Linked DNA regions of Homo sapiens: region 1 is linked to region 2. The links are chromatin contacts, found by Hi-C or POLR2A ChIA-PET in ENCODE. All regions are on one chromosome and are shown on one strand. The core of a region is the stretch at or near the end of the contact, and the rest is flanking DNA. Distances in the headings are between cores, read along the strand shown.

Region 1 (2,781 bases), core at 67-2,566, 42 kb before region 2:
GTAACTTCTCATTAGTTTTTTTCCATTGGGAAATTACTGCTCCAAGAACCTACCTTTCCATTCTTTTCAAATATAAGAAAAACAATACTAAGTTCGAATTTAAAGAGAGAAAAACCTATTTAATCTAACGCTTCAAAAACAAGGGGGAAAAATCTACATGGAAATGAAGTGTGATGGAAAACAGCAGTGTGCATGGATCACATCTACTAATAGAGATTTCTAAATAAGGGAGGACGCTGACATCAAGCACATTTCAAGTAGACACACAGAACTGAAGAATTTCCACGGGGAGAAGCACTCATGGTCCTCAGAACATTGGCAATGGCCTTGGAGAAAGCCCCAGAATCCATGGCCACGGGCTATTTCCATAGCGAGACTTCTCAGAAGCATCCTTAGGAGGACACAACGGCTTCTCTGCTTTCAGGGGCTGGGAGGGAGGGGCGCCGAGCACCATCTTTCCTCTCTGGGAGCTGCAGCCTTACGGACAAGCTTCAAACCTGAGCTACTTCCAACTTCCGCGGGGAGGGGCAGCAGGGGAGCGTGGTTCCACCGCTTTCTCTCGCACCAAACGCGGCAGCTGGGCGGCCGTGGCGGTGAGGGGAGAGGCGGCCGGCGCTGCATGCGTGTTTACGTATCTCGGATGGGTGTGGGAAGAGGAGATAGAAAGATTCTAATGAAAAGATGGAGGGGAGAGAGAGAGGGGGTTGAGAAGAAGGGGAGGCACCACCTTTCTTTTCTCTGCTCTTCCTGGGGATCTGAAAACTCCTCCTAACAGGCCTTTCGGGCTCTTCGGGGCCTCTGGGCAGGGCGGCCGCGCCCGCCTCAGAGGAGTCCTGAGGCTGCTCGTGGCTGAGGCTCTGGGCGGCCTCGGCCCCCGCGTTCTCCTCACGCCCAGCGCCGCCGCTGGGCTCAGCGATGTTGAGGCCGCCGCCGCCGCCATTTTGTTGGGAGGACTCAAGCTCCGGAAGCGCCTGCTTCATCTCGTCGTCTCCGCCGCCGCCACTTTCCCAACTCGCATCCGTCGGCTGACAGGCCTCCGTCTCCACAGCAGTCGCCATCGCGCCGGCCTAAGGAGCTCTGGGAAGCTTCTGCCCACAAGGTCGACGGGTGTGGGGGGAAGGGGCGGCGGGCCAGTCTCGCCGCCGAGCTGCTCTCAGCCCACCCACCCCCTTCCCCCCGTGGCCTCAGGCTGCGCTCCCGACCTGGCAGCCTCTTGGGGGGCCCTGTAGCGGGCACCCCAAATGCGCTGCCCGGTCCTCGGAGCCGCTCCTCCCTCGGGCAGTTCTTCTGCCTTCCCCCGCCACTCAACGTGCGCGCGTCGGGGCCGGGAGGGGGCGGGGCCACCGCGGGCCACTCCACCAATGGGAGCGCGGCACCCGCCTGCGCGAGTGCGGAAATACCGCGCCGGGGGGCGGAGTTTCGGGGCGCCCGAGCCCGCCAAAAGGGGCGACCGCAACGCCCCGCGAGGACCTCGACGCCGCAGCCGTGGCCTGCGGAATGCGTGGGCCCCTGGCGATCTTCGGGTTCCCGGGGATTCCCCCGCCGCGCTGCAGGCGAGGGAGACTAGCTTGGCCTCTTCTCCGGAGCGCAGGCGTCGCCCATTTGTGGGCAAAACCCTTCCTCTGCGCACGAGTTATCTCGGCCCAAACGGGCTTCAGAGCAGTGGATGCGGGACGATCTCGGTTTTATGAACTATTTGCATGTGTACAAAAACCTGGAGAGGAGATAAAAGAATGGGCTAGGCGGTAATAGCCTAAAAGCCTCGACAGCCTTTGCGACCTGCTATTCTCACCGGATCTTGTATCTTTATGATAGATTACTCGCACCCGGCCTTCTCTTTTATCTCAGAGAGTGTGACCCAGTGTCACAGCTCCAGCAAGCACTTTCACCTGAGATCCTCTGATGGGACTTAACAACCTAGTGTTAACAGGATTTGGTTCTGGGGAGTTTGAGGGGAGGAGGCTGTTAACTTTTCCCATTTTTTTCCTTTAGTCGCACCCCCCCCCACCACACGCCATGGAGACCGCACCTGGCCTCCATTTGTTCCCTTTCTATGGTTACTTCTGTTAAAAATCTGGCCACTGATAAACCTCTAACTCCACTGTTTCTTCCACTGGAACGTTCATCAACGTTTTCCTATAGTAAATGTATATTAAAGAAAAAATAAACTTGCGGTCACATTAAAAAATACACAGCAGGTCGTCGCTCTCCCATAAAGGGAACAACTTCATAGTTAAGAGCCCTTTACATAGTGGTTTCTACCTTATCAGTATAAACTATCACGGGTTATCGTGAGTACAGCCAATATTTACTGAGTGCTTTCTACGTGCTAGACACGGACTGGACAAGTGATTTACGTGCATTGTCTCCATTTAATCCTCACAGCAACAGACATGAGGTAGATACTAGTTTGCAGAATTTGAAAGAAGCGTTGCAAGACACTGGACAAATTATGGTAACCGAAGATTTGAAACCGGGTCTATTTAACTCTCCGAGTAAGTACTTAAGCACTGCACTGACTGCTTCTCTAAGACCTAATTTTCACAGCAGCTGTGCACTTTTATTCATTTTATGGACGAAGCAACAGAGGGCTGACATTTTGTTGAGGGTCGCCAAGCAGCAGGATCAGGTTTGAGACCCAGATCTCTAGTCTCAAACTGTCTCCCAAGGAGTTTACAGACCAAATTATCATCATAATAAAGCCCCAGGCTTAAAGAGCATTCCTAAGGGCAACACGAAAGTTGGATTCTTTTGTCCTCTAATAAACATTACCACTGTTTA
Region 2 (3,031 bases), core at 143-2,642:
AAAATCAATCCAGAAGTTAAGGCATAAAATCCAGAAGGTTCATCTCTCTTTCTGGAATTCCTGAAAGAGAAAATAGAAAATTGTGGGAATGAAAATATGTAAGAAAAAAAAATACAAGAAAAAATTCCAAATTATCTGGATTGAAAAGTCTCTCCAGGTATATAGTACAACGAATGAAAAAGACCCAGGCCAAGGCCACACTTTTGAGAAATTTCACATGTACGGTTTATTTTTTTTTATTTTTTGAGACAGAGTCTCACTGTGTTACCCAGGCTGGAATGCAGTGGTGCAATCTGTGCTCACTGCAACCTCCACCTCCCAAGTTCAAGTGATTCTCGTGCCTCAGCCTCCTGAGTATCTGGGATTACAGGCGCCTGCCACCATGCCCAGCTAATTTTTCATATTTTTAATAGAGACGGGGTTTCACCATGTTGGCCAGACTGATCTTCAACTCCTGGTCTCAAGTGATCTGCCCTCTTCGGCCTCCCAAAGTGCTGGGATTACAGGCATAAGGCACCATGCCTGGGCAACATGTACAAATTTAAAAGTGATTATTAAATAACAATGAAAACTACTAGCTCTTAGTATCTTTTTAAAAAGTGATTTCACATACAGTCTCACATTTAAATGGGCTTGAAGGGTCCAGTGTCCCTGGCAACAGAGAATAAAACACTTGTAGGATGTCATTTTCAAACCTTTCACAGATGAGAGAGCACAGTTCATTAATACCTAGGTATGTTTGCATGTGGACAAGCTTTGGAATGCATGTCCAGTTTCCTAGGCTAAGTGATTAGCTCTTAAAGATACAGTGCATGACTTCTAATTCCTTGCTATTCCCTCACGTCAACTGAAAACTGCTTTGACTAGGTAGGTCTGTGCAGCTGACTGATATATGAACCAAGCCTGGAGAAAGGAGATATGATGTCATGAGCATTTTTTTTTCCAACTTGTTTCCCTCAATACCCTTCAGGTACAGTGAATACGGTCACCTTTTCTCACTGTGTGCTCATGCGGACAAGGTTTTAAATTTTGATGATTGTCAGATTTTTACTGGTAGGTTTGGGCTTGGGTAACCCTCTTCCCTTCCAATAGTGTAGTTCTAGAATTCTGTCAATAAACAAGCTAGTGTGAATTAATTGAATCAGCTGCATCAATAAGGGGGGGTATTCAGTGTCTTCTCTCCTCAATGCCAAGGGGAACCAGGTGAGTGAAACTGATTGGCCAGACAGTTTCTTTGCCAAATCTTTGAGAGTCCTCAGGCTTTGGGAGAATTAGTAAAAAACGGACATGGACAGAATGTAAATGGAAAGTTGAACAGGCTCTTCACCAAGATGGTGGGTTGCAGTTTCCTGCAGCCACACAGTCTTTGTTGAAACAGGGCTGTGGTTATGAAGAGTTGTGCATTCTTAGCTGCCGCAGACTGTGCTGGGAATGGAAACTAAAGCAGTCAGTGGCGGTGACCACAACCCAGAAGCTGAAACCATGCTCTAATTTTACAGAAAATTGCTAGTTCTGGCTCTGTTCATTGCTTATGAGTTTTCATTTAGACTGCAAGGATTACATCTAGTTGTATGTGAAATAACATCTTGAAAATTGACTGAAGAAAAACCATTTAGCCCTCACTCATTTGTACTAACCCACAAAATGTCAGTACAAACATCTTCTAATATACTGTAAGATACATCCTTTAGCATTGACAGTCAGTACAATTATAGGAGTGAAAAACAGAGGGAATAGCCAAAGCAGCAGTGAGAAAAGAGGACGGACAAAAAAGATGAGGAGGAGGAGGAAGAAAAAAATTAGGAGAAGCGACTTTGCATTTGGGAAAAAATTTGGACTTATATTTATTTATGTGAATATCTTGCCAAATTTGGGAATTAACAGTATGTTAAAGAAAATGGTGAGAGCTGGCCGGGCGTGGTGGCTCAGGCCTGTAATCCCAGCACTTTGGGAGGCCGAGGCAGGCAGATCACAAGGTCAGGAGATCGAGACCATCCTGGCTAACACGGTGAAACCCCGTCTCTACTAAAAATACAAAAAATTAGCCGGGCGTGGCAGCGTGCGCCTGTAGTCCCAGCTACCTGGGAGGCTGAGGCAGAAGGATGGCATGAACCCAGGAGGTGGAGCTTGCAGTGAGCTGAGATCGCACCACTGCACTCCAGCCTGGGTGACAGAGCGAGACTGTCTCAAAAAAAAAAAAAAAAAAAAAAGAAAAAGAAAAAAAAGAAAATGGTGAGAGCTTATTGTAAAGATAAGACTAACTACCAGCCTTATTGGGCCAATGTGCTATTGAGAATTGGCTACTAACAGCTTAAAAATGTTTAGCCTTTTCATCTAAAAAACCTCACTCATTGTGGGACAGAGTACTAATCTTTTTTTTCTTTTTTGAGATAGGTTCTCACTCTGTCACCCAGGCTGGAGTGCAATGGTGTGATCACAGCTCACTGCAACCTCTGCCTCCTAGGCTCAAGGGATCCTCCCGACTCAGCCTCCTGAGTAGCTGGGACTATAGGCACATGCCATCAAGCCTGGCTAATTTTTGTGCTTTTGTAGAGATGAGGTTTTGCCATGTTGCCTAGGCTGGTCTTGAACTCCTGGGCTCAAGTAATTCACCTGCCTTGGCCTCCCAAACTGCTAGGATTAGAGGTATAGCCACTGTGCTCAGACTAGAAAGAGTACTAATCATTTTAATTAAAGTAGACTGAAATTCCAGTAAGAATTTCAAAGTGAAATTTGCCTTCTTTTATTTAGCCTCAAGTTCCTCAACAGTTACCTATATTAGCAGTGAGATTCAACATTTCTTTTCTATAACAACTATGACTTACCACTTGACTTTATACATAGTATGGATTCCAGATAGAGTTATTAAAAGTGAACACATAAATAAGTGAATGAATAGAGAATGCTTGAGAAAACAGATTTTAGAATTATGAGTTCTTGGACAGACTCAGAGGCTTACGCCTGTAATCCCAACACTTTAGGAGGTTGTGGCAGAAGGATCACTTGAGGCCAGGAGTTCAGGACCAGCCTA

The links. A loop is a pair of places that touch in the nucleus more often than their neighbours do. ChIA-PET counts read pairs that join two places held with the same protein, here RNA polymerase II (POLR2A). Pooled maps may share reads with other maps.
Region 1: a loop to region 2 is called in a map of naive thymus-derived CD4-positive, alpha-beta T cell, with 2.1 times the contacts of the local background. The contact joins the promoter of TASOR here to the enhancer-like site in region 2. A Hi-C loop is called at or near these places in 2 of 168 maps with a recorded cell type or tissue (naive thymus-derived CD4-positive, alpha-beta T cell and natural killer cell), 6 of 37 single-sample maps with no recorded cell type and 11 of 50 pooled maps. POLR2A ChIA-PET finds 5 or more read pairs at or near these places in 11 of 52 experiments (CD4-positive, alpha-beta memory T cell, CD8-positive, alpha-beta memory T cell, GM12878 and 8 more).

The regions. Positions count from the first base shown.
Region 1 is chr3:56,681,949-56,684,729 of GRCh38, forward strand. TASOR (transcription activation suppressor) reads right to left here and starts at 1,317. Exons shown (of 24, transcript NM_001365635.2): 1 at 728-1,317. The coding sequence starts at 1,058. RefSeq lists enhancers at 148-1,092, 300-419, 840-1,009 and a silencer at 1,150-1,449.
Region 2 is chr3:56,724,004-56,727,034 of GRCh38, forward strand. No RefSeq gene overlaps it. Among named protein-coding and RNA genes, the nearest start is that of TASOR, 42 kb to the left of the region's middle. Within about 2 kb of position 1,393, at least 6 of the 41 ENCODE cell types and tissues checked have a DNase peak (open chromatin) inside an H3K27ac peak, as active enhancers do; they include GM12878 and natural killer cell, where a contact is called at or near this core.